Linked DNA regions of Homo sapiens: all the other regions are linked to region 2. The links are chromatin loops, found by intact Hi-C in ENCODE. Cell type or tissue: ascending aorta. All regions are shown on one strand. Links, peaks and the distances in the headings refer to the core of each region. The heading gives the core; the rest is flanking DNA. Region 1 has its middle 260 kb from the start of LINC02398. Region 2 overlaps PDE3A (phosphodiesterase 3A). Region 3 overlaps LOC101928387 (a long non-coding RNA gene). Region 4 overlaps PDE3A (phosphodiesterase 3A).

The links. A loop is a pair of places that touch in the nucleus more often than their neighbours do. Peaks named below come from ENCODE experiments on the same cell type or tissue, not always from the same donor. Only the 100,000 strongest peaks of a DNase experiment are listed, where the experiment ranks them.
Region 1: it touches region 2 in a loop (3-fold over the local background); 21 of 110 quality-filtered maps call a loop at or near these places.
Region 3: it touches region 2 in a loop (2.9-fold over the local background); 2 of 110 quality-filtered maps call a loop at or near these places.
Region 4: it touches region 2 in a loop (3-fold over the local background); 37 of 110 quality-filtered maps call a loop at or near these places.

The regions. Positions count from the first base shown.
Region 1 is chr12:19,753,493-19,761,620 of GRCh38, reverse strand. No RefSeq gene overlaps it. Among named protein-coding and RNA genes, the nearest start is that of LINC02398, 260 kb to the left of the region's middle. In ascending aorta, for the core only: a CTCF peak has its summit at 4,123 (motif pointing left); no DNase peak of the experiment used is centred there.
Region 2 is chr12:20,599,632-20,604,631 of GRCh38, reverse strand. All of the region lies in intron 2 of PDE3A (phosphodiesterase 3A), which reads right to left. Among named protein-coding and RNA genes, the nearest start is that of SLCO1C1, 93 kb to the left of the region's middle. In ascending aorta, for the core only: a CTCF peak has its summit at 2,732 (motif pointing right); no DNase peak of the experiment used is centred there; H3K4me3 peaks cover 592 bases; H3K27ac peaks cover 5,000 bases.
Region 3 is chr12:19,651,356-19,659,483 of GRCh38, reverse strand. It overlaps LOC101928387 (a long non-coding RNA gene), which reads right to left. Exons shown (of 7, transcript XR_007063236.1): 5 at 7,461-8,109. Among named protein-coding and RNA genes, the nearest start is that of AEBP2, 220 kb to the right of the region's middle. In ascending aorta, for the core only: a CTCF peak has its summit at 4,435; no DNase peak of the experiment used is centred there; H3K27ac peaks cover 4,815 bases.
Region 4 is chr12:20,462,000-20,466,999 of GRCh38, reverse strand. All of the region lies in intron 1 of PDE3A (phosphodiesterase 3A), which reads right to left. Among named protein-coding and RNA genes, the nearest start is that of PDE3A-AS1, 94 kb to the right of the region's middle. In ascending aorta, for the core only: a CTCF peak has its summit at 2,886 (motif pointing left); a DNase peak (open chromatin) is centred at 859; H3K27ac peaks cover 4,068 bases.

The DNA of each region.
Region 1 (8,128 bases), core at 1,879-6,878, 840 kb after region 2:
TTTCAACTTTACTCTTATGCTATGATTCCAGACCCTTTTCTTCCTATAGCCAATATCCTTCTTGTAGTATGTTTACCAGAAACAAAGATAATATTACAGGCTTTTCTGACCTAATCAGTGTAGAAAAGAATTACAAAGGCAGGTTAAGACTCCGTTTGGTCTTTTTCCTTCCCTCATAAGCTGTTCATTCATATTAAGATTATAATAAACCAAAACTATGAGGTTTTACACATGTATAAATACTAGCCATATTATCCTTTTTCCTGTGCTGTTGGTTTCTTATTAGATCCAACATTTCAACCTAGCAAAACCATCTTAGATTCTGGTTCTTGTAGTCAATGTATTTATAATGCCTCCTTATTTCACATCCACTGAAATGTGGTCAACATGCCATTATCCACATCACTAATTTAGAAAAAAAAAAAACGCAGTATTAGATAACATGAACATCAGAAGACTTTCAATAACCAGCTTACTTTCTGGATCATTCAGTCAATTGTTACTATATAATCCAAATGACTTCCCAACCTACAGCATCCTAAATCCTCTCCAGGATAGCAAAAGAAATTTTATCAAAGAATGATGTTCAAAATTACACCTATAAATTGTGAGAGATAGGCATTTTCCTCATTGGAATCGTGGAGAAAAGGAAACAAAAACAAAAGTAGAAGATGTGATTTACTCCCTTTTCAGAATCCCAAAGAGGAAAGACTCCAACTCAAGGACAGAGGGAACATGGCGACCTCAAGGGAATAAGAGCAGCCACCAGCTGAGGCAGCATCCATATGTGTGGGGGGGATGAGAATCCACATTCTGGAAGAACATGTGAGAATGACTCAGGATGGCACATCTGCTTTAAGGTCTAGAACTACTGAACCCTCTTCAAATTCTACTGTATTGCTCTAGATAAATACATGCTTATTCTTTTTTTAACAGCTTTATTGAGATATAATTCACATGCCATACAATTTACCTGTTTAAAGTATATAATTAATGGCTTTTAGTATATTCATAGTTGTGCAACAATCACCGAAAGCAATCTTAGAACATTTTTATTACCCCCCAAATTAACCACATGCCCCTTACCTATCACTTGCCCAATCCTCCCCTTTCAATTAGCTTTAGGCAACCACTAACTGACTTTCTGTCTACGTAGATTTACCTATTCTGGACATTTTCTATAAATGGAGTCATACAGTACATGACCATGTATGACTGCCTTCTCCCAGTCAGCATCATGTTTTCAAGGTTCATCGTGTTGTATCAAGTAACAGTATTTCTCTTCTTTCTTTTCTTCTTTAAATAGCTTTACTGATATATAATTCATATAATGTATGGTTCACCCATTTAAAGTGTTCAATTCACTGGGCACACAGGCTCATGCCTGTAATCCCACCACTTTGGGAGGCCAGAACAGTGGAATAGCTTGAAGCCAGGAGTCTGAGACCAGCCTGGGCAGCAAAGCAAGACCCTGTTTATAATAAATAAGTAAATAAATAAATAAGGCTCAGTGACATGCACCTGCAATCCCAGCTACTCAAGAGGCTGAGGCAGGAGGATCACTTGAACCCAGGAGTTTGGAAGCTGCAATGAGCTATGATCATGACAACTGCACTCCCGCCTAGGCAACACAATGGGACCCCATCTCTAAAAAATAAATTTAAAAAATAATAAAGTGTTCAATTCAATGGCTTTTAGTATATTCACAAGTATGTGCACCAATCACCATAGTCAATTAAAAACATTTCACCACCTCAAAAAGAAACCTTATACCTTTGAACTATCCCACCTGTACTGGCCTAACTCCCCCAGCCCTAAGCAACCACTAATCTACTTTGTCTACATGGATTTGCCTCTTCTCAACGTTCACGTGAATCGAATAACATGGTATGTGGTCTTTTGTGACTGGCTTCTTTCACATAGCATAAGCGTGATATTTTCAAGGTTCACCCATGTTGTAGCATGTATTAACACCTCATTTCTTTTTATGGTTAAACAATATCCCACTGCATAGATATATTACATTTTGTTTATCCATTTGTCCATTGATGGATGTGTTTCTACCTTTAGGCTATCATGCATAATGCTGCTATAAACACTGAAGTGCAAATTTTTATGTTCACATATGTTTTCATTTCTCTTGGGAATCTAACCAGGGGTAAATTTGCTGAGTCATATGATAACTCTATGTTTAATCATCAGAGGAACTGCTAGACTTTTCCAAACTGGCTGCACCACCTCACATTCCTAACAGCAGTGTATCAGAATTCTCATTTCTTCACATCCTCTCCAACACTTGTAATTGGACTTCTTTATTCCACATGCTTATTTCCAATGATCACTTTCTCCTTCTTTAAAGGGCTTACAAACTTCACTCAATAATATTTTCAAGAGTTTTGTCCAGGATATCAAATTCCTCAGCCTTTAGATTGTAGAATTTTCTTTCTATTTTTAAGAGACAGTATGGATAACTGTCTTTGTGAGTCTCCTGCAATCACTCCCATTCTCCAAGCTTGCCATTTCTCAAAGATCACTTTGTATTAAGGCAAACAGAAAACTGGGTATCCACTGTGTCTTTTTCTTCAACACTGAGAAGAAAGTTTGCACAAAAGCCGCCTCCAAAACATAGATTATTTTTATTTGCAGATTTTTAAAGTTACATTAATTGTGGTTATTTGACATTAACTTATATTTTTATGTCCCTATATTGTCCCTGTGTTGAGGTATAATAAGTAACATGTCATGAAAGACTAAATCAATATTATAAGAGAAAAGATTATTTAACCACAAAATCAGATATAATATATCCAATTGATAAATGAATGCCTATTTTAAATACAGGGTCTAATATTTTTTAAATGATCTATTATAATACATAATGATTGTCCCAAAAGTTTTTAATCAATTCAGATTTTAAATGGGTTATCATTTGTATTATTAACATTGTAGTTTACTACTAAAAATGTATTGAGTCCAATAATTTTAAAACAGAGTATAAAAAGATATTTATTTTATTGTTATTCCAATCCAACATTATGACTCTGTATAACCTAAAATTGAACAAGAGACATTTTGAATCAAAACATTCAGTTATCTCCTCTTTTGTAGGTAATCTAAGAGCTAACAATCAAACTTATAAAGAAATTAGCTCAGGTAAAGCTATCTTGTCACATTTTTCTGGAAGCTGACATGGTCAATCTTCGTCAAGTATGGAAAACAGTGAAGAGTACTGAAGTAAGAAGCTGTGTAAGAGATTTCAACAACTACAAATTTCCTTGAAGATGAATATTATCTGTATGAGTCTATTACTGAAATTTTCATTCATTCCCATAACACCAAACATTCTCATATTCAAAACATAAATACTATGCAGCCATAAGAAAGAACAAGATCATGTCTTTTGAGGGAATATGGATGGAGCTGGAGGCTATTATCCTTAGCAGACTAATGCAGGAACAGAAAACCAAATGCTGCATGTTCTCACTTATAAGTGGAAGCTAAATGATGAGAACTCATGAACACAAAGAAGGGAACAACAGACACTGGTGACTACTTGAGAGTGGAGGATGGGAGGAGGGAGAAGAGCAGAGAAGAAAACTATTGAGTGCTGGGCTTAATACCTGGGTGATGAAATAATCTGTACAACAAACCCCCTGACACAAGTTCACCTATATAACAAACCTGCACATGTACCACTGAACCTAAAATTTTAAAAAATATAAATACAAACTGTTTTATTACCAAATATAACTTTAAATTATCTGCCATTTTGATTATGTAATTCAAATTCAAGCCCCTACTCATTTTAGCATGTTTAAAATTCTGTCGATCTAAATTATACAGCTTCTCACATTTTCTAGGCTGAGTAGTTAATAGAGGCATATATTTAGGCCAACGCCTAAACCTAACTTTACTTGCATTTCGCTTAATTCCATTCCTGTCCAGTCCTAAGGAATTAATCCTCTGGAAAGAAGAGGATCGTATCTGGGAAGTCCCAGGTTGCTAACTTAGAGGAAGGAAAAAGACTTGAAGAGTAGCAAACATCTCTCATTTTGTTAGTTTGTTTTCAAAGAAGCTTCCGAAGTAGAAGGCGCATCAATACAGGGACATCTAGTGGCAAAGATAAATCAATGCAGTGATTGGCTCCTTGACAATATAGGAACCTTACCTTTGGTCTATCTTCATATTTAAGGGGGAAAAAAATTCCCGAACTCTCAATAATGGCCATTCATAGTATTTATAACAGCAATTGAACAACAAAAAAATGCATGCAAAAGCAAAGAATTTGAAGCAAATTTTCTTTTTTACATGATAACATAAAACTAGGCTTATAGCCAAGATGGATTTGTACTCATCAGGTTCTATATCTTTTCGAGCCATAGCAGTATTAAGAAGTAAAATAATCATTATACAAAAATTAATCTTTCTAGAAACATTAAAAGCCACAATAAACCAATTCCCCTTTATGTTGTAGAACATTAGTTTAACAGTATTACTTTATAAAGCCATACGACGATAATAAAAAAACTAATAGAAAACTAATGATCTATATCCCAATTGAAATCAATAAAAGAAAATAACAGTGACTCCTAATTAAGCCATTCCGCATCCTTAAGGTATTTTCATATGTGCCTCTTTTAAAGAAATCTTTTTGCTTTTTTCTTTAAAATGAGATGGAAAATCAAGGAAAACTTACTTCAAGGCAAATACTATTTTCCTCATTAGCTTTCTTTCTTGCTGGAATGGAAAAAGCAACTGCTTCTCAGGTATTTAGGTATTGCCGGAGGGTTGTGGAGCCAAAAAAAGAAAAGAGTAAGCATTTAGATCTGGGTCTCAAACAGTATAAAGAAACTGATACAAAGTTTTTATTTTATAAGTTAATAAATAGAAATGACTAACATCAGTACGTTAGTTATTGATGTTGATCATTTCAAAAGGCCAGCCTGGGATCTTACTTCAGGCTGAAATCCGGAAGAGGCATTTAACAGGTGAGGTATTTTGTTTTCACTTTGCCTTCCACTTGTGAGTTATCCTTCACCAGCAGGGAAAACCGCCTGCAGCACTTCTGGCATACTGGCTTTTCCTATCTCAATGCAGTTCCTTTTTTCCTAATAATGACCCTTCACTATAATTTCTCTTTTTTACTGACATTAAAGTGGACTTTAATATTTTGAAGGCCAATTCACTCACATGGGTTTATGAAAACACGAAGGTTGTATTTGGAATTGTTACTCAGTCATCAGGCAGAGCTCATATTCTCATTTTTGTGGACATCTTATTTCTGACCTTTCAAATGCTTTCTGTCCTCCCGCTCAGCTTCTCAGCACTTACCAGTCATGAGATGATTTGCCATTGATTTTTATTGAGGAAGCCTGAAATTGCTAAACATCTCATTTTGCCCATTCCCACGTCACAGGTTGATCCTAGTTTTATACAACTATCTCATATAGCACATAAATATATAATACAATATGTTAAATACCTATAAATAACAAGTAAATAAAGTAATGCAAGGTTTAAAAATATTGAGCAACTTGTAGCTAAAAAAGCAGCAAAGCATAACCAATGATTACTTGAACCCAGGTGAGGGAGATGGGGAAAGGGTGCAGCATTCTAATGAATGTAAACAAATAGAGTATGATTGTGGAAATGTATTATTATACATGCATTTCAATATTAAGTATACATTTCTCAATCTTTTCCCCATGTGTTCCCACAAAATGTCCCTTCTGCCAACACTTTTTCTCAGACTTCAATGGATACAGTACCCATCATGAATAAGATTTTTTTTTAATTTGTAATCAAGAGTCAGACTAGACTTGGGGTACAGTTAGGCTGACAAAGTCACTACCATGTAAACTCACCCAAAGGGACATATTAGGATATGGTTAGAGAGGACTAGAACTGGAAGAAATGTGTGAAGTTACGGTTTTTGATACACACACTATATTTATACGTATACACACACATAAATACATACACATGCATATATATACACACATGCATACATATGGAAATAAGTATAGCTATAAATATGTAAATTTTATATATGTTTATCCCCTTATCTGCCCATTGGAATGCCTGGAAGCAATGATACCTCAATATCAATGAACATACCTAATGTCCAGACTTTGGACTTTAATTACCATTCTTCACTAAAAGAAACTAAGTCTTCATAGAGAAACAGCAGACTATAGACAGAATTAAAACAAGGGAAGTATAAAATGAGCCTGGAATGTCTTGTTATGCCAAGAATCAAGGAAGCACACAAAAAATGGTAAAGGCATGTCGAAAGGACACAAAAGCCAGCTTGAGCAAATTCCTGGCTAAATTGGGAGGAATTTGAGCATTATATCAAGTAAAGATGGTAACAAAGTATAACCCATTGAAGAGTAAAATAGAAAACACACACATTTAAATAAATGAATAAATTGAAAGTTCGATGAGAAAAGAGATGTGTCATATAATCTTAAGGGACTGTTCCACAAAACACTCTTACGAAAAGGAAAAGAGAGTAAGTTTACAGTAGAGATGTCTGGCAGATACCACCTTAATCAAATGATCAAGGTAAATACCATCAGAAACAGGAAAAATTAAAATCAGGTGCCACATGACGGGATGCAATGAGAACTTAGCATCACATCTATCATGTTCCTCACAATTACAAATTAAAGAACATTCTTCAAAATAATGGGCCTTTTATGTTCAAAAGTGTCAAGGTCGTGAAAGTTAAGATAAGACTAAGGAACTGTTCCAAAATGAAGAAAGATAAAGAAACACGAGACCTAATTACAATGAGTGATTCTACTGGATCCTTTTGCTATCAGTGGCATGACTGGGACAACTGATGAAACTTCAGTGGATTCTGAGGAACATACCGTAGTAATGTATCAATGTAAATTTCCTGATTTGGTAGTTGGATCTAGTTATGTAGGAGAATGTCCTTGTTAATGAGAAACACACATGAAAGCATTCAGCAACATACTACTAAATTATTCAAGAAAAACATAATAGTTCCAGTACTATACTTTCAACTTTTCTATAAGTTTATGCTTATTCCAAAATTTTTTAAATATAATACTGTGTATGAAAGTCTATCCAAGCATTTCAGTAAAACTGTATTCAAAATATTTGTATAAAATATATTCAAAACCAAGTTTCTATATCAATTTCATGAATTTACTGTTTGTTTGGAAAACTTATCACCCTGTAACTATTTAGCAAGTAGTACAATTATTTTTTTTTCTATTTGACATGATTCACTTAACAAAGAGTCAGTGAGTACATTTCAGAGCAGATATGGTCATGGCAGAGAATAAGGTAGACAATGCCTCCATCTTATAGGGTTTACATTCTTTTGAGGGGATGGGCAATAAACAAGTAAATAATTTCAGTCTGGGCATGATGGCTCACCCCTCTAATCTCACACTTTGGGTGGCTGAGGCAGGAGGATTGCTTGAGGCCAAGAGTTTGAGACCAGCCAAGGCAACATAGTGAGACCCCATATCTATTAAAAAAAAGTTTTAATTAGCCAGGCATGGCAGCATAAGTCTGCAGTCCCAGCTACTCAGGAGCCTGAGGTGGAAGGATCACTTGAGCCTGGGAAGTTGAGGCTGCAGTGAGCCATGATTGTGCCACAGCACTCCAGCCTGGGTGATAAAGTAAGACCTTGTTTCCAAAAGAAAGAATTTCAGGTGGTGTTGTGATATGAAGAAAATAAAACAGGTAATATGAGAGAAAGTAAATAGGGTAGAAGAGGGTGACTTCAGGGAAAGTAGTCAGAGAGGGCTTCCCTGGGAAGATGATATTCAAATGATGAGAACTAGCCCTGAGAAAATCTGGACAAAAATGGCCCAGACAAGGGAAACACATTGTACAAAGACCCTGAGCAAGAATGAGCATAGTGCTTTGTAGGAAGAGAAAGGCAGCCATTGTGGCTGGAAAGAAAAAACAATGGGAGTTTATACGAAATGATGTATTGAAACCACCTTCATAAAATTAATAAAAGACCACAAGATTGGAATTATGGTAAGGGCCTAAATTTTGGTAAAGTATATTCCCTTCTCGCTGACCTTTTCTTCCTCCATATATGATTGCTTGCACAAGTCATTTCAATAAACGGTAGTCA
Region 2 (5,000 bases), core at 1-5,000:
AGCTCCATAGTATTTTAAACTCAATATTTTCTTTCCCTTAAAATGAGACATAATGTAATTGCGGTGTTAAAGCTATTCATTAACATTCCTGGAACAAGAGCTAGAAAGCTAAGCCTGGTTTATGAATTAGCATTTGGGAAGCAAAAAGGTAGAAAAACATATTTTTGTCATATATATAATTTGTAAGGTTGTGTATGTGGGAAGTTGGAAAGCAGAGTTTTAAAACGTTGGGATATAAGAGAAAGTTTTTTTCATTCATCAATATCAAATATTTATTATATGAGGTAATACATGGGGTCTTTAAGGAGGCAAGAACCGAAGTTAGACTGCTTCTGTTCAAATTTCAGATCTGCTAAGATTTTTATTTTATTTAAAAAGTAAATTCATTTTATCTCCCTCCCCTCCCCTCTCCTCCCCTCCCCTCTTCTCTCCTCTCCTTTCCTTTTTTATTTTCTTCTTTCTTGAGATGGAGTCTCGCTCTATGGCCCAGGCTGGAGTGCAGTGGCACGATCTCAGCTCACTGCCACCTCCGCCTCCTGGTTTCAAGCAATTCTCCTGCCTCAGCCTCCCGAATAGCTAGGACCCCAGGCATGCGCCACCATGCCCAGCTAATTTTTGTATTTTTGGTAGAGACAGGGTTTCCCCATGTTGGCCAGGCTGGTCTCGAACTCCTGACTTTGTGATCCGCCTGCCTCAGCCTCCCAAAGTGCTGTGATTACAGGCGTGAGCCACCATGCCTGGCTCATTTTATTTCTTTAGCTCTTGTCTCCTCTCTAAAAAGGGATTAATAGTAATATCGACTGTATAGTGTAATTGATGATTAAATGAGATCATAAACATAAAGACTTGTGAGAGTGCGTGGTCCAAAATATATGTTTGATAAGTATTATACATCACCAACATTATCATTATTGTTGGTGAAACATTGTTGTTGAGAAAGATTGTGTGTGCAAAGAAATGTATGTTGTGCACGTGGGTGTTTGTCCCCTACATGAACTGGGCCAGTAGTTCCTTTATAAATGAAGATAGCACAGAGATATGATTTCTCTACCAAAATAAATAAATAAATTAAATAAATAAATAAAACAATAAAAACAAAAACCTATTTCCACTTCTTACTCTAGGTAAATGCAGTCAGATATATTGTACTCCCTACTGCAAAATACTCATAATAGTCCTGATTTTAATTTTAAGTTCTTAAAAAGTGATTGTACAGAAGTCCTGGTTTCAGTTAATATGGTTGATTGCATTGGAATGATTTATAACACAGGATGTGAAAAGAATTCTAAAAGCAGGCATCATAGCTCCATTGTTGGAAGTATTTTTTTCTTTCTATTTAGTCATCCTGGGAGGCACCCTGGGAGGCAAACACAGCATGGGAGGAATATTCTTAGGGTGGAAAGGGAGTTGGGATAAGAGACGAATAAACAGTGTAAGAGATGACACATAAAAAGGAAATAGTCACTGGGGCTTTTCTCATCCAACTTTGGTCCTCAATGCTGGGAAAAGATGTGTGATGAGTTTTTGGAAGCTGTCTCCTCCTACATCTCTGTAGCACTACGTGCCACTCCATCCCTCCAACTCTTTCTCTGGGAGGCTGTCCGTGATACTAGGAAATGGTATCTTGGTCTTTAATGTACTACATTAATTTAGAAGATGAGCTGGATTTGATACAATGATCTTTGGTGCATTACTGGTTCTGACCTCAGAGACAGCAAAATTGCATATGTGTTTATACTTTCATAGGACCCATTTATAATTTTAGACTTGAAGTTGGTTGGGAAATTTTTAAAAAATGAAATCATGTGAAAATTTTGCAGTAACTCATTGTAGGCTGAACCTTGGCTAAAGGCCATCCTAAGGAAGCAGATGTTTGCGTATTTTAATTTTCTGGCAGGGAATATGAGTTTACATTTGGATTTTTTCCTTAAGATAATATGTATGTACAGTAGGAGGAAAACCTATAGGGCCCTTCATCAAACTGCTTCCCAACATGTCTGTGGGCAGGTTCCATGTGAGATGTGAAACATAACAAACTTCATTAGTTACCAGAATTCTTAACATCCTTCTCTTTTGATGTTCAAAGAGCACTGCAAGTCACCAAATGAGATGGAATACATGGCCTCTGTCCTTATACAAGTCCCTGCAAGCTATCAGCAAACAAGTCAAAAATTGGTGAAAAATTCTGTCTTGTTTATATTTTCTAACTACTTTCCAGACACTAGCGAACTCACGTAACAACTCAAAGTTAACAATTTTACAATAGTGTTTTATTATTTAGGAAATGGAACATACTTATTCATCACTTACTCTAGTAAGAACCCGCATCTTTCAGAAGATAACCTTAGCTGTCTTTAAGTTGCACGCTGGTTTTCTCTCTTTCTCTTAATTAGAAAAGATGATGTAGCTGGCAAAGATATAATAAATTCAGGCAATGAGCTACTCATGTGACTGCTCACACAAATGTGGGAAGGCTTGGTTAAGTACAAATTACTTTGTAAATAAAAAACATTATTATTTCTGTTGTTGGAAGAAACAGGAAGCAAAGAGAACTTAACTGGATGTGAGCACTTCTCTGATATGAGAAAGAGTTTTAAAAAATGATAGGAATAACTAAGAATCTCTGAAATAAGTACGAACTCAGAAAGCTGATAAATGTGGGCTGGTCTTTGTCTGTTAAATATCAAGAATTGCTATTAAATTTGAACTTAAGGCTTCTGTTTGCTTAGGCTAAAAACTTCAGTGAACAACAGATGGCAGTATTCTGCCTTTTAAAAGAATTATCTGACCATCTCTTTTAAAACAAGTGCTACTGCCTCATTAACAGGCAGAATTTAGTTTTTTTTCACAGAAAACAAAAAAAAAAGCTAAAAAAGAATAACTTACATAAGTCTGCTGGTAGAAATAAAAAATTTAAAATGTGTCTTATCCCTCAGGATCATTGTTAAAGTGAAATTACAATTACATAATTAATGATTTGTCTAAGTTGCAAACATTTTAGTTGTTACGTTTCTCAATTTTTATAAGACATATTAGAAACGTGACTTCTTCCCATGCACAATTTGATTAACATTTTCCCACATGTAATTTTCTACTGTGATTAAAATATTAACACAAAACATCAAATGCCTTTGAACACACTGTTTTGTGGAACTTTACTGCCATTTGTTTTATCCATATCAACACTAGACTTTTTCCTGCCCCATATGCAATGGGTGTTTATCTAGGCTACTGACTTGCCTCTTCTACACTTAATCCAGGACATCTTCCCTGACTGCTTCAGGACCATACAAACATTTCCACGTTAATGCCTATTGGGATATTCCATTCATACTCTGAAAACAGCAGAAACGAAAGCAAGCCAAAAAACAAACAAACAAACAAACAAACAAACAAACAAAAAGCCTTGGAGCTATACCTTTTGAGAAACCTTGCATCTCTGACCAGATCTTACATATATACATAGATCCTCGTTGCAATAGCACCTGCCACAATTCTCGATTCAGCTTTTGGTATGTCTATATGTGATGGTCTGTCTTCCTCCTTCAGGCTCAAAGTTGTGCAAGGACAAGGGCAATGCTAGGTTTCATTCCCCCAGTGTGGTATCTGGTACTTTGTGGGCACTCAATAATATGAGAAATGATGACTGCATAAGTAACATACTCCAAACCTTCAAAGATAAGTAAATGCCCTCTCTCCAATTCTGTACCTTAAAAGACAAGTAAATTAAAGTGTTTGAGACAGTTCTTTGAAACAAATCACTGCTTTTCTGGAAGCCATCTTAAAACATTCAACCTCCTAGCACAATTGCATGTTCTAATCTCACACTTAAAGTATACTGAGAATTGTTACACTGAAATACTGGAGTCATGATTAAAAACTATTATTTAACAACCTGATTCTGGAATAAGCACTGTCCAGAAAACAGTGAAAATGCCAAGGAGAAGTAATAGTACTGACACAAAAAGCAATCCTACAAATTTTTCCACAATTGGGTACATACATGAAAAGAGTAAGCAAAGGATTAGGGTGTGTTTTCTGGAAAAGGAAAAGATCTTAACAGGCCTGGAGGTAAAGAATGGCCTTTTGAAGACAAAGCTCAGGTGAAGTACACAGTGCTTCAGTTTGAAAGGTTGACACTGGAGAGGTCTGAGGAAACAGATCATGGCAGGAATATGAGCCATATTCAAGAGCTTTGATTAACTAGTAAGGGCAATAAGAAAGTCCTGTAGAATACTGGCATCATCAGTATGTGTGGAGAGAGGAGTCAGGCTAGCTTTCAGGATGAAGGTTTGGGAAGATACGTAGCTAAGAGTCTTTCATAGAATGAGGAATCAAAAGAGAAGGAATCAGTTTGGACGAGGGTACTGAGGTATTTATTGGATGATTCCAGTGGCATATTAGGAGAGACTTCTGAACTGGAAATATACATTTGGGCATTGAAGACATATATATGGTCATTTCAACAGCATGTTGCCATGAAAGTGTGTGAAGAGAAAGGAGTATACTGAGGCTAGAGCCATAATCAATATCAACTTTTAAAAGCCAGGCAGAAGTGAAATCCACAAAAGGAAATAAGAAGGGACAAGTAAGAACTGGGAGTGTAGTGTCCATGGCACCAAGGAAATGTTAAGAAGCAAGGAGTGGTCAGCAGTGGATCAGTGTTTGAGAGATTAGTAAATCTTGAAAAATGTTTATGAGTTTAGTATTTGGAAGGTCACTGGCAACTCTACAGACTACAGTTTCAGTGAAACACTGAGGTAGCAAGCCACATTGCAATAAATTGAGCAATGAAAGGAAGATAGAAAAATGAAGATCATAGAGACAAGTCTCATGAAAACTGGCTGTAAAATGGAAGATAGATATATGTCAGTATCCAGAGGGAAAACAGGGTCTAAAGAGTTACTGAGCATGTGAACAGCATAAATGCTGAAGGGTAAACACAGTGGAATGATAAATAGATAAAAATCCAAGAGAAGGAAGTAAGGGGTACAGGAGTA
Region 3 (8,128 bases), core at 1,318-6,317, 950 kb after region 2:
ATAAAATGCAAACATTGCTTCTATATGAGAAATCAAACCATATTTTAAATTAAAAAGGGGCTCAACTTACAAAATAAAGGGATATATAACAGATGACTCAGGGTAAATGTGATTAGAGAAAAAGCTGGAAGCTTACTTTTTTTTTTTTTTTAAGTAGTAGGGAAACTAATAGGGAGTGAGGGCACTGGACTGACCTTTGCTGTGAATAAAAGTACATTTAAAGTGTTAACAGAGAATTTTCCCCAGAAATATGAAGTGCACATGAGATACATCATTAACTTAGCATGTTGCTATAGGAGCATTTTCTTTCACAGCAAAGAATACACTGCGTTATATATCAACAAATACTCAGCGCAGATGAAAAATCACAATCATAAAAAGTAGATAATATTTTTAAATATAAAGTCAATATATTTTCTTACACTAATTTCTAGTTCCCAGTTTTCCCAGGGGTCTCCCTTACATTGAATCAATGGTATTAATTACTTAAAAGAAGTCAGTTTTGGCCAGGCATGGTGGCTCACGCCTATAATCCTAGTACTTTGGGAGGCCGAGGCAGGTGCATTGCCTGAGCTCAGGAGTTCGAGACCAGACCGGGCAACATGGTGAAACCCCATCTCTAATAAAATACAAAAGAAATTAGCCAGGCGCGGCAGCATGTGCCTGTAGTCCCAGCTACTCAGGAGGCTGAGGCAGGAGGATTGCTTGAACCTGGGAGACGGAGGTTGCAGTGAGTAGAGATTGCACCACTGCACTTCAGCCTGGGCAACAGAGCAAGACACTGTCTCTAAAAAAAAAAAAAAAAGTAGTCAATTTTAAGTTTTAGGTTATATTTTAATACAAGTGAATCAACAGGTTTTACTTTCAGAGAAATAAATTGTTTTAATCCTAAAATCTTTTATTAAGTTCAGAATATAGAATTTATGAGACTAAAATAGAAAGAATGCAGGTTATGACATCAAAGCAGCTTCCTGTACATAGGAAAGGAAGTAAAAGCTCAAGTAGCAAGGCAAGAAGTAGAAAGAATTGAAAAGGTAAAGCTAGGCCGGGCACAGTGGCTCAGGCCTGTAATCCCAGCATTTTGGGAGGCTGAGACTGGAGGATCACTTGAGGTTGGGAGTTCGAGACCAGCCTGGCCAACATAGTGAAACCCTGTCTCTACTAAAAATACAAAAATTAGCCAGGCATAGTGATGTGCACCTGTAATCCCAGCTACTTGGGAGGCTGAAGCAGGAGAATCGCTTGAATCCAGGAGGCAGAGGTTGCAGGGAGCCGAGATCGTGCCACTGCACTCCAGTCTGGGTGACAGAGAAAGAATCCATCCCAAAAAATATTAAATATTAAAAATTGAAAAGGTAAAGCTAGCGTAATATAATGCCTGAGATTCCAAGAAAGAAATCAGGGCCTACATACCACCTTCCTGGGCCACAACCTGACAGAAACGCCACCACCACCACTACCACACTCCTGCCAAAAAAAAAAATTCCCCAAATCTCCATGCCTGGCTAGCTAGATGAGCTAGAGCTAGCATTTCTAGTAGTCCATTACTTGAGAATAGCATGCAGTAGATCCTGAAATTTGCATATGCTCACATGGGTAACATGGAAATTCTAAGAACAATAGACTTTTTAAAAGATAATTTCATTTTTTCAGGGAAGTATAATGACTCCCATACAAATACAAACTGAACACAATTCAAAGACTGTTTTTAACTCATTAATTAATGAGGGAATTGGTAAGATGTTACATCTGGCTCTAAAGAGAATTCAAAGAATATATATATAAATGCTGCAACAAATTTACAAATAGATGCAAAATGGAGCTGTCTGCAGGGCAATAAATTATTGCATTCCACTAGATACAAGTCATTTGCATTGCTGCAGACAAGAATCATATACATCACTTTTAGTTTCCTACAATTTACAGAACTGTAAAATAGCTCAAACACAATGAAAGGAACCAGATAACTAGAAGGATACACTAGACTATGCTTTGTTTTTCATTAAAGACTCGCAGTAATCTTTTCTTTCAATTTACAGTCTTTCGCAATGATTGGAAGATACCTGTGATCTGGAGAAAAAAAATGAGAGTCTACAGAGACCTTACCTCCCGAGGCAATGGCAAATCTCACAGCCACTAGCAGTGACAGTCAAGAGAATGACCAAGAATAGGATCCAACCAGCCCACTATGAGGAACACCAGCACAGAAGGCCTGGTCACCACAGTGGGATAAGGGTCCAGCTGGTAGAGTCCAGCAAAGTCCCAGAGGGTAAAGGCCTCTTCCACTCTCTTCAAGATACTAAGCTTCTGCATGAACCCAGGCACCAACTTGGGAAGGAGGAATGAGGAGAGACCCCTTGAGAGATAAGAAAAGCTTAAACTTTTAATGAGTATTTAGCAGAAAGCAATTGATTTGAAACAGAAGAAACTGGGTTGCTTTTTATTGACCAGGGGCATATGCTGAATTGTGCCCTCACACACACAAATTTGTGTGTTGAAGCCCTAACCCTCCATACCCCAGAACTTAACTGTATTTAGAGATAGGGCCTTTAAAGAGGTGATGAAGTTAAAACGAGGCCCTAAGGGTAGACAGTAATCCAATCTGACTGGTATTATAAGCAAAGGAAATTTGGACATACAAGGAAACACTAGATGCCCACACACAGAGGAAAGACCATGTGAGAACACAGAGAGAAGGCAGCCATTTGCAAGCCGAGGAGAGAGGCTTCATGAGAAACGAGCACTGCCAACACCCGAATCTTGGACTTCCAGCCTCTAAAACCATAAAAAAATTAATTTCTGTTGTTTCAGCCATCCAGTCCCTGGCATTTCATTACGGCAGCCATAGCAAACTAATACAGCATTTTAAGGGTTGTGGGGTGTTCATTTCATATCAGTAGGAGCAAAAGCAAGATGAAATGTCGGTTAAATAAAATGTAAAAAGCTACTTGTTTGTTTTTTGGTTTTGGACATCCGTGGGCATTTTAATCCTGTCATATAGGATGAGTGCTTCATAGGTTTTGGACACATTCTCAGACCCAAAGATACGAATAACCTTTACTAGTTAAAGGTCTTCAATAGAGCAAAGCCTATGGCCACCAAGGAAACAAGTCTCAAAGAGCTCAAAACCTCCTTCTGGCCACTGCTCAGTGTCAGGCTTCTACAGGATAGAAATGATGAGGGGAAGCAGAAGGTATAAGACTGGAAAGAAGATATTCTTTTTTTTTTTTTTTTTTTGAGACGGAGTCTCGCTCTCACCCAGGCTGGAGTGCAGTGGCACAATCTTAGCTCACTGCAAGCTCCACCTCCCAAGTTCACGCCATTCTCCTGCCTCAGCCTCCCAAGTAGCTGGGACTACAGGCACCCGCTACCATGCCCGGCTAAATTTTTTGTATTTTTAGTAGAGACGGGGTTTCACCATGTTAGCCAGGATGGTCTCGATCTCCTGACCTCGTAATCTGCCCACCTCAGCCTCCCAAGGTGCTGGGATTACAGGCGTGAGCCACCGGGCCCGGCCAAGAAGATGTTCTTGAGTCAGGTTCTTTCCTAAAATCATGATTGGCAGTTATCTTCATCCATTTGTGCTGCTATAATAAAGTTCCTGACACTGGGCAATTGATAAAGAATATAAATGTATTTCTCTCAGCTCTAGAGGCTGAGAAGTCCAAGGTCAAGGCACTGGTAGGTTTGGCGTCTGGTGAGGACTGCTCCATCAGTGGCATGTTCTTGCAGTGGCATCCTCACATGGCAGAAGGAGGAGGAGTAAGGAGACCTTAAGCCAGTTCCCTCTAGTCCTTTTACAAGACACTAATCCATTCACAAGGGCAGAGCCCCCATGGCCTAACCACCTGCTAAAGGCACCCCTCCTACTACCACCACAATGGGGATTAAGTCTCAACATGAATTTTGGAGCAGACATAAATGTTCAGACCATAGCAGCAGTATTTTTTCTCTTTTTCAAACTGTTATGTGTTTCTGAGCCCTTCTGTTGGGGGAGAAAGATCACAAAGGTTTTCTGGAAAAGCAATTCTAAACAGATATCTGAAGAATATGTTTTTCATTCAGTGATTGCTAAGGAAAAAAAAAAAAAAACTCATTAGCTTTGACCTGAATAAGGATACACTCATACACTCAGGCCTAAGTGTCTGGTGTAGAAACAGTGCCACACTAACTTCAGTGAGAAAGAAAAGCACAAATACTACATTTCCAAATTTAGTCAACTAGGGACATTGAGTCAGGCCAATTTAAAACAGGTCCAAAATTTCATCATTCCAAGGAGTTGAGTATTGTCTCTTATCTACTAATCTAAAATTAAATTTCCCGTTTAGCTTTGACATAGAGACTATTTATAGACATTCAAAAAAAAGAAGAAAATCAAAAGGCTTAAACCCAGGTCATAGGTCCTAAAACCAAAAGCAGTGAGAAGAAAGTGACATCTAATGGTTGGTTTCCTTCAAAACATCTCTGGTTGCCCCCTAAAACTCAAGAGACAAGGAAAGGGAGATTTTGACCTTAGTCATTAGAAAAAGTCTCAAAAATCCTAAAAAGTCAAAAATGTCATCCAGCCCTCTGGGAAACCGGCTCAATGCATTCAAATTAATGTCGTGCTGGGCTGCAGAAACTTTTGACCAGAAGGCATTCCAAGGAGTAACCATAAACAGCTTAAATGATATTAGATGCGTCATAAGATCTTTTTTTACTCTTGTTAAAAATAACAATAACAAACACTTATGAAGTACAGACATGTGCCAAATCCTGGCCTAAGTGTCTCATATATACTAACTCATCTAAAGATATTTTTCCACAATATTTATACGCATGAATAAACAATAGATTCTACTAAAATTCTTAAGGCTAAAGTAGGAATGAATTAATGTTGTGAAAAGACAGGAATATTAAATGTATTTCATTACTTCTTAGAACAGAACTGCAAAAGAACTTGAGAGGTCATAGTTCAGGAGTTGTTGAAAAATCTATCCCATGAGAGAAAATGCAGCATTTTCACTTATTTTTATTTATTCCTTCATTCTTTCTATGCTGCTCTTTGCTTTCTTGTCTTCCATCTTGTGAAAATATTTATGACAAACTTTTTATCCTGTCATTGCATTTTGCTGGTACTTTTTAGGCTTAAAGGTGAACTCCTGAAGTTTATCTCCTTCCAGGCATCATCTCTTCAATTCTGGAAACAGTTACCAGATAAATGGTGGTAACTAGCTTAAGCGTCACAGGACAAACGGCCAGGCTAATATCAAGAGTAGGTATATGAATCACAGCTATGTTTCTGCTGCAGCAAAATGTCTTCAAATAAAAATTAGACCATAAGCATTAAACTGCCTACTAAAAGAAGATTTTTTTAAATATTATATGTTAACCACTCAACCAGTTAAATATCAAACAATATAAACTGCTCCTACATTTAAGTGTAGTTTCATTTTTCATACAAGTTATAGAAGTCATATGTATTCTTACCTACAGTTTTATCAGTCAATAAATTACATGTGTTCTCCTGCCTATACGTAAGTTCAGTCTGAGAGACAGCATCAGGGATTTTTTTATAATAACCATTCCTTTGCAATGAATAAAGACACTAATTTATCTCTTATGGACTCATAATTTGTTCTGAAGCATCTTCTGTTGTTATGTGGACCCTCTTCATGCTCCTTGAAGGCTGGAGGAGTGCAGTGATCCAGGGCTTCACTGGTCTCCTGCTTTTGGAGTTTATCTCTGCTATATGCAGAAGCTTTTATTCCCTTTTCCTTTTGTAATACTCAGAACAGAAAATGCATAGACTACCTACCCTTACCGAAATATATAAAACTCTTTGCTTATATTTCTTCAATCAAGAAGAGGTTCTGTTGAGAACCAAATTTCTACATGGCCCAATCTTCTTTCCTTCAACTTTAAAGATCATTTATAATGTATTTTACAAAGAACACATTAGGATTATCTATTAATCAAGCTGGTAATCTCCATTAGAGGAATTGATTATTTTGTACTCCTCAGAACAAAAGGAACACAAATTTCAGACATATAACCCAGAACAAGTATAAGGATTTAATCAGCCCACTGCTGAAAAGAAAAAGCCCTGGCCCGTATTATTTATTGGTGACTTCCAGGAGCATGGACATAAGATCTTTTTTTCTTTCTGTTTCTTAAAGAGGAAAATTGCAAAAGAAACAGGAAATCTATCCTTTTCTCTTAATGCCTCTTAAGAGGAAGAAATGTTTCAGTCACGTTTCTGACTGTGGAAAAAAATGATAAGTTACTGGTTAAAAAAAAAAAAATCAAAGATGAACTCCATAACATTCTCCTTTCCTTAGAGTCCTCAAACTCTCACACAGTCCAGGCCCCAGAACCCTGCCCTCAGTTTCTTCCCAAATAAAGTCCTCCTCAACCTTTTAGGAAGCTTCCCTCCCAGCCTCACTCCAGGCATTTTTCCAGTACCCAAGAGGCCCTGGCACATGTTGGGTTCTCAATACCTGTGCCCTAAGTTAATTAACTATAAAACGAGCATGGTTATAAGCTTATTTTCAACTCATCCACAGGTCAGTTTCTCTGGCCAGAGTCAGCCTGCAAATACAGTAATTTCAATTTCACAATTGTATTTCTAGAGCTGTTGAGGGGAAGCAATCATGTTAGGCCAAACTAGCAACTGAGCCAGGCCTTGTGTCAGAAAGATGGGGGCTGACAGTGGCTAAGGCAATTTCCTCCAAAACACTAGGTAGTTAGGTCAGGAGAAACTTAAATAAGGCAATAGCTCTTCTTGTCATCAGAGGCCTTGGTTTTCACATCTGTAAAACAAAATCCTTGGTCTAAATGACTTCTGACACACTGACTTAAATTTTGCCACAGAGTTCAAGCTAGAAACAAGAAAGTAGCTGTAAAAGCCAGGGCCCTTCATGGTATAGCTAAGAGAGAAATCTAATTCACCAAAAATTCAGAGAGGGGAGTGCTTCTCATGAGAAAAGAATGAGAGACTAATTCCCAAGGATTTTCTCTTCAAATAGCACGTCGTGGAGAAAGAAAGATAAATGGAGAAATGTGGCAGTAAAAAAATTCTGTAGATGAGAAAAAAGACAGGGAACTTCTTAGTACCTGCCCTAGTCGTAAATTGTCAATAGAGACATGCTTTTCAAACTATGGTAAACAACTTGTTTTGTTTTTTATTTCTAATTTTATTGTAAGCTGATCTCTGATCTTTGTTAAGTTAGAGAGAGACATCGTAACACTTCATCTCTAAAGTATGGAAAGAGAGCAAACACTATCTTGAAGGTAATAATTACAGAATTGCTTAGCCCTGGTCTAGCAGATTTTAAAATAAATTTTGCAGAAGTGCGTTAAAACGAGCACACCGTGAAGGGCCTACTTGCAAACTAACAAGTTACCCTGCTAGAGTTTATGGATGCTGGGAGAAGACGTGAGACTCCTGGATTACAGGCAAATGAGAGGCTATTACTCACCACAATAGTAGTAGCCACGGTATCAGCATCTGAGCCAATTCCTCCAAACCCCAGTACCCGCAAGGTGATGCAAATAGGGCTAGATAATACCAGCATCCACAGTCAATTGTGTTCCAGCAAAAAAAAAACAAAAAAACAAAAAACTGAACTTAGAAAACCTGAATATTTTATAACAGGAAATAAGCATGCCTGCCTATGTCCTGGAAAGAGACATCATCCTTATTATATTGTATAGTAAGCATGCTTATATGTTTGCCCCAGAGGAGGACTACCTCTACCTGCCAAGGTGTATTAGTCTCCTGTTGCTGCCATAGCAAATTAGCACAAACTTAGTGGCTTAATGGATACAAATGTATTATCTTGCAGTTCTGGAGTCAGAAGTCCAAATTGGGCCTCACTGCGCTGAAGTTTCTTTTCCATTTTCTTAACTTTTTCAGCTTCTAGAGGTCACCAGCATGCCTTGGACCATGGCCCCATTCTTCCATCTTCAAAACTAGCAAAGGCAAATTGAGTGCTTTTCACATCACATCACTCTGACCTCATTCTTCCACTTTAAAGGATCCTTGTGATTACGTTGAGCCCACCTGAATAATCCAGGATAACCTTTGTATGTGAAGGTCCTTTAGCTGATCAGCATTCTTAATTTCATCTGTAACATAAATTTTCAT
Region 4 (5,000 bases), core at 1-5,000, 140 kb after region 2:
AAACAAATAAAATATGTGCTTATTTCTGAAAAATTTGAATTCAACTCTGGAGTTCAAATGGCAATTTATTTTTTGCACTCATAACTATAAAATGACTTAAGCACACACTGAAGATCTCATTTATCTTTCAAACAAAAAATTGATGAGAGGAAAAGAGAGGTACCTTTAGTAACTGGGACAGGCGGTGATGGCTAAGAAGAAAGAAAAGAAAACACTTATCCTAAAATTCAAACTTCGTCTATCACACACAAAGCCACAATTATATAGTCATACTTATTAATAGATTAAGTGATTTTTATATTCACATTAGATTTCTCTAGAACAGCAACTACTGAAAAACAGAGCCAGAAACACACAGAGACAAAATTGCCTTTTATATGAGACACTTAAAAATAATACACTAGTCATAATTTAACTTTTAAATAATTTCTTTAAAAGTACACTGAAAATTTTAAAAAGCATTCACATTCGAAGTATTACTCATGACCACTCATTATATCACATTATAATCACTTAAATACAACTCAGCGCACCCTGTTAGATGGTCTACTGAATGGCATCTGTGTATCTCATTCACTTCTTCCTCTCCTCCTTGAAACACAGGAGAATTGTTGCTTTGCATTCAGCAAGAACTCTTAATTATTAGAACCTTTGTTTATATGCTTCATAATATTTGGATTTTTAAAAAATTATTTGCTCATATAAAAAATAGTTTCATTCACAGATTGTAGCTGTCAGTGCTAAGTGTTTGTGCTCCGTAGAAGCATCCTGTTTCTTTGCTTGTCTTCCAAGAGTCTGGCTGTCAGGCATTGGAATGGGAACAATTTCCATGTTGCATAACACGGTTCAGTGTACTGGACAAAGGGTGGGGCCTCAGGACTCCAGTGACTATTTGGATAGATCTCTAGGGAACATGCTTTTCAAGAGTGCAAAGACAGAAAAATAAATGGGCCAGGGGGTCAGGTTTTAACCTGCTGACTTAGTTCATTGGCTCTTCACACTAGGCAACGGGCTCTGCACCACTTCCATTGAAACGTGGTTTCTTATTGATCCAAAATCCCCAAAAGGGAGATCTAAGATGAGTAATATTTTTTGGCACAAGTTGGTATTATTTATAACACTTCCCTGTTCTGGAATATTCTTTTAGATATAGTCTCTCAAGTTCTAAGAAGTAGGAACTGTTTGTCCTACCTTCTTTCCCTATTTCATCCATCTCCAGGACTTTCAACTTTTATATTTCCTATTTTATTTAGGACATGCTACCATTTTAAATTTTTAAAATAAAAGTACTGGCTGGGCACGGTGGCTCCTGCCTGTAATCCCAGTACTTTGGGAGGCTGAGGCGGGCAGATTACGGGGTCAGGAGTTCCAGATCAGCCTGGCCAGCATGGTGAAACCCCATCTCTACTAAACACACAAGAAATTAGCCAGGCACAGTGGCGCGCACCTGTAGTCCCGCTACTCGGGAGGCTGAGGCAGGAGAATTGCTTGAACCTGGCAGGCAAAGGTTGCAGTGAGCCAAGATCGTGCCACAGCACTCCAGCCTGGGTGACAGAGTGAGACTGTCTCAAAAAAATAAACAAATAAATAAAATAAAATAAATAAATTTTTAAAAATTACCTAGAGAATTAACATTCTAACACACGTAAGTACTTAGCTTGGGGAGTTGGTAGAAAATTTTACCATCAGAGCTGTGAATGAGCGTGTGTAATCCAACAACGTAATATGAACCAATATAAGGGCTACTCTATTCTTGGAATACATATTCTGCAAAAATGAAAACTATGACATGCTATTAAAGAGAAGAAATTGTTAAGCAACCTCCAACTTCATCGACTTTTATCCTCAGAAAGGAAGATTTGATGAACTTAGACCTGGAATTTAATGAACTATATGTAACTAAATATTTTTTAAAAATTGAAAATAAAAATGGGGTATGATGAACCTTAAAACACAGGAGTTATGCACAACGGCTAAACTTCTAATTTCATTTTTAGAATTTCATATTCTCATATGTAACTGCTTCTTAATTCATAATACTGAGATTTGCTAGGGGTATAAATAGAGTGTGCCATGTTATCAGTTCATCATGTGGTGAGAATGTTTATCCTAAAATATCTGTTTTTCTCTCTATAAAATATGATTGGATGGTAAATAGCTGGGTATGTCTAGAAAGCCCTGTATAAACAAAGACCACAACTTCTTTGCACATGAGAAACTAATGTCTGTATCCATGTGTCTCATTTTATTCAATCCCACGTCAGCAATTTATAGTCCTGCACTCACTCTTCAAGGAAAATGAAAATTTGCATAGTGTACAATCCTGGCCATAGAAATTAGCATGGGCTTAGGACCCACCTGAAACCAGATTGGCTTTGAGAGTAATCATGATTCAGCTCACGGTAAAACATCTTACCGTAATAGCCATCCAGAAGAAAATCTTACTTATATAGAGTATATTTCTTGGGCCTACAGAAGGACAGTCATCATACTGAAGTACAGAAAAGATAATTATGATAACAATTAGCCAAGCAATGGGAAAAAACAACTTACTCAATATCAAAGTTATTGATATAAAAAGCGAGAGCTGAAAAAATAATTCCAATATTGATTTACTAAGTGACAGTGAACCTTGTTAAGTGAATATATTGCTTTCTAAGTAAATATAACCCTCATTTTGAAGGGGATATATTAAATTTGTGGATCTATTGAAATACCATTTAAATTATCACAGGCATACTCTGTTGAATTATTATGCAATTATATTTGTGTGCATTCCATATAATGTTAATAAGGGCAATAACATTTCCCATCATTTCAATGATACAGGGCACTTTTTCTTTTGGAAAAATAGTCACTCTGAGAACAGAGCCATCTAGTGGCAAGTGCAGAATAATGATTACAACATAAAATGAACTGTGAGCCTAACAGTATCATTAGTAAACATTATCATTAACAACCTAAACTAAGTGGTAATGAATATTAAAGGTTCTGCTTTTCAGATAAAGAAATAAATTAAGTGGAAAATCCATCTATAAAGGGTGTCCACATTCTTTATACCATATGGTCTTCGTTTTGTAAAATAGAAAAGTCTAAAACAAGAATTACACACGCATATACAATACATATACACACAAACACACAGACACAAAACAAAGGAACTATGCCAAAATATAAACAGTTCCCCAGCCTGGGAAGTGGGATTAAGTATGTTTTGTCCCCTTCTTAATGTTTTTCTGCATTTTCCTCAGCAGGTACATACTACTTTTGTAAGTAGAAAATGTAATATTTAAAAATATATTGAGAGACTACTGAAAGAAATATGAAAACAACAAGAGCAGATTCACTAATCTTTCAGAAAATATATTTTCTATTTGCAGCTATACATCCTTGTAGCTCTAGAGATTGTTTGCTATGATATAAGCAAAATAATACCTTTTGATATATTTACCATAGGCTTAGATGATTCTTCATCTAGGAATAAATCACAACATGCTTAGATATTAGGTATATAGCATTAAGATTTGAGCAATAAATAACAAGTATAACATAATTATGTTGAGTTTTAAAAATACATACAAATTACTTATCTATATACTTAATATTGCAAAAAACACAGTGAGGTAGCAAAGGAAAAGATAATTATTTTCATTTTATAAAGAAGTGGAGATGTACAGACAGCACATATTTATCTCCAGCTCTGTCACTGATGAGTTGAAAGTTTTCTGACAACTACTCTATTGCTTTTCATACTATAACAATTTTGATACCTGGAACTTAAAAATATCTGTAAGTTATTTTCATGTTTATTCTCAAAAAGTCTCATTGGTGGCAATAGCTACTCTTCTTATTCCTCTCTTTAGATTGACACAGATGATGTCCTATAACTGAGATAATTTATCATGGGCATAATCAAGAGTATAGATTTGCCAGGTGCAGTGGTTCATGCCTGTAATCCCAGCACTTTGCGGGGGCCAAGACAAGAGGATTGTTTGAGGCCAGGAGTTTGAGACCAGCCTAGGCAACACAGGGAGACCCTATCTCTACAAAAAAATTAAAAATTAGCCTGGCATGGTGGTATACTCAGGAGGCCGAAGTAGGAGGATCCCTTGAGCCTGGAAGGTCAAGGCTACAGTGAGCCATGATCCTGCACTGCACCCCAGCCTAGATGACAGAGTGAGATGCTGACTCATAAAAAAAAAAAGTATAGCTTTTACTTTCTTAAAGTATGTTGATATTTTACAAGACGTTTTTAACAAATGAATACCAAATTGCATGAAAGCTTGAAGTAAATGTTTAGAGTAAATGAAGAATAAAAAAACTTCAGACATTGAAAATAACATTTTTTAAAATCCAAAAAATCAAACTAAAATTTAAAATAGAGCAAACAAATCAGAATTATCTATACGGCCACTCTGAGGAGAAAAATACAATTATTAAAAGGGGTCTATTACTGACCCTAATCTTCACAAACAACCAAAAAAAAATTCGATTTTTGTTGTTGTTGTTTTAGATGAAGTCTTGCTCGTTGACCAGGCTGGAGTTCAGTGGCACAATCTCAGCTCACTGAAATCTCTGCCTCCCAGGTTCAAGCGATTCTCCTGCCTCAGCCTTCTGAGTAGCTGGGACTAGAGGTGCAAGCCACCAGGCCCAGCTGATTTTCATATTTTTAGTAGAGGCACAGTTTTGCCATGTTGGCCAGGCTGGTCTCGAACTCCTGACCTCAAGTGATCTGCCCATCTTAGCCTCCCAAAGTGCTGGGATTACAGGCATAAGCCACCGCGCCTGGCCTCTAGTAGTTCAATTTTTAATCTTCCTGATATTCAAAATTGATTTGGAAATTCTGGGGCTAATTACTTGTCAATGAGAAGAACACTTTTCTCATATTTTCAACCTAAAATTAAAAGTTATATGTGAGATCCAAGATTAGTAATAACCCTGTTTGGTGGTGCCAACTCTATCTACATCTAAGTAGCACCCAAAGTGAGACATGCAGCAGG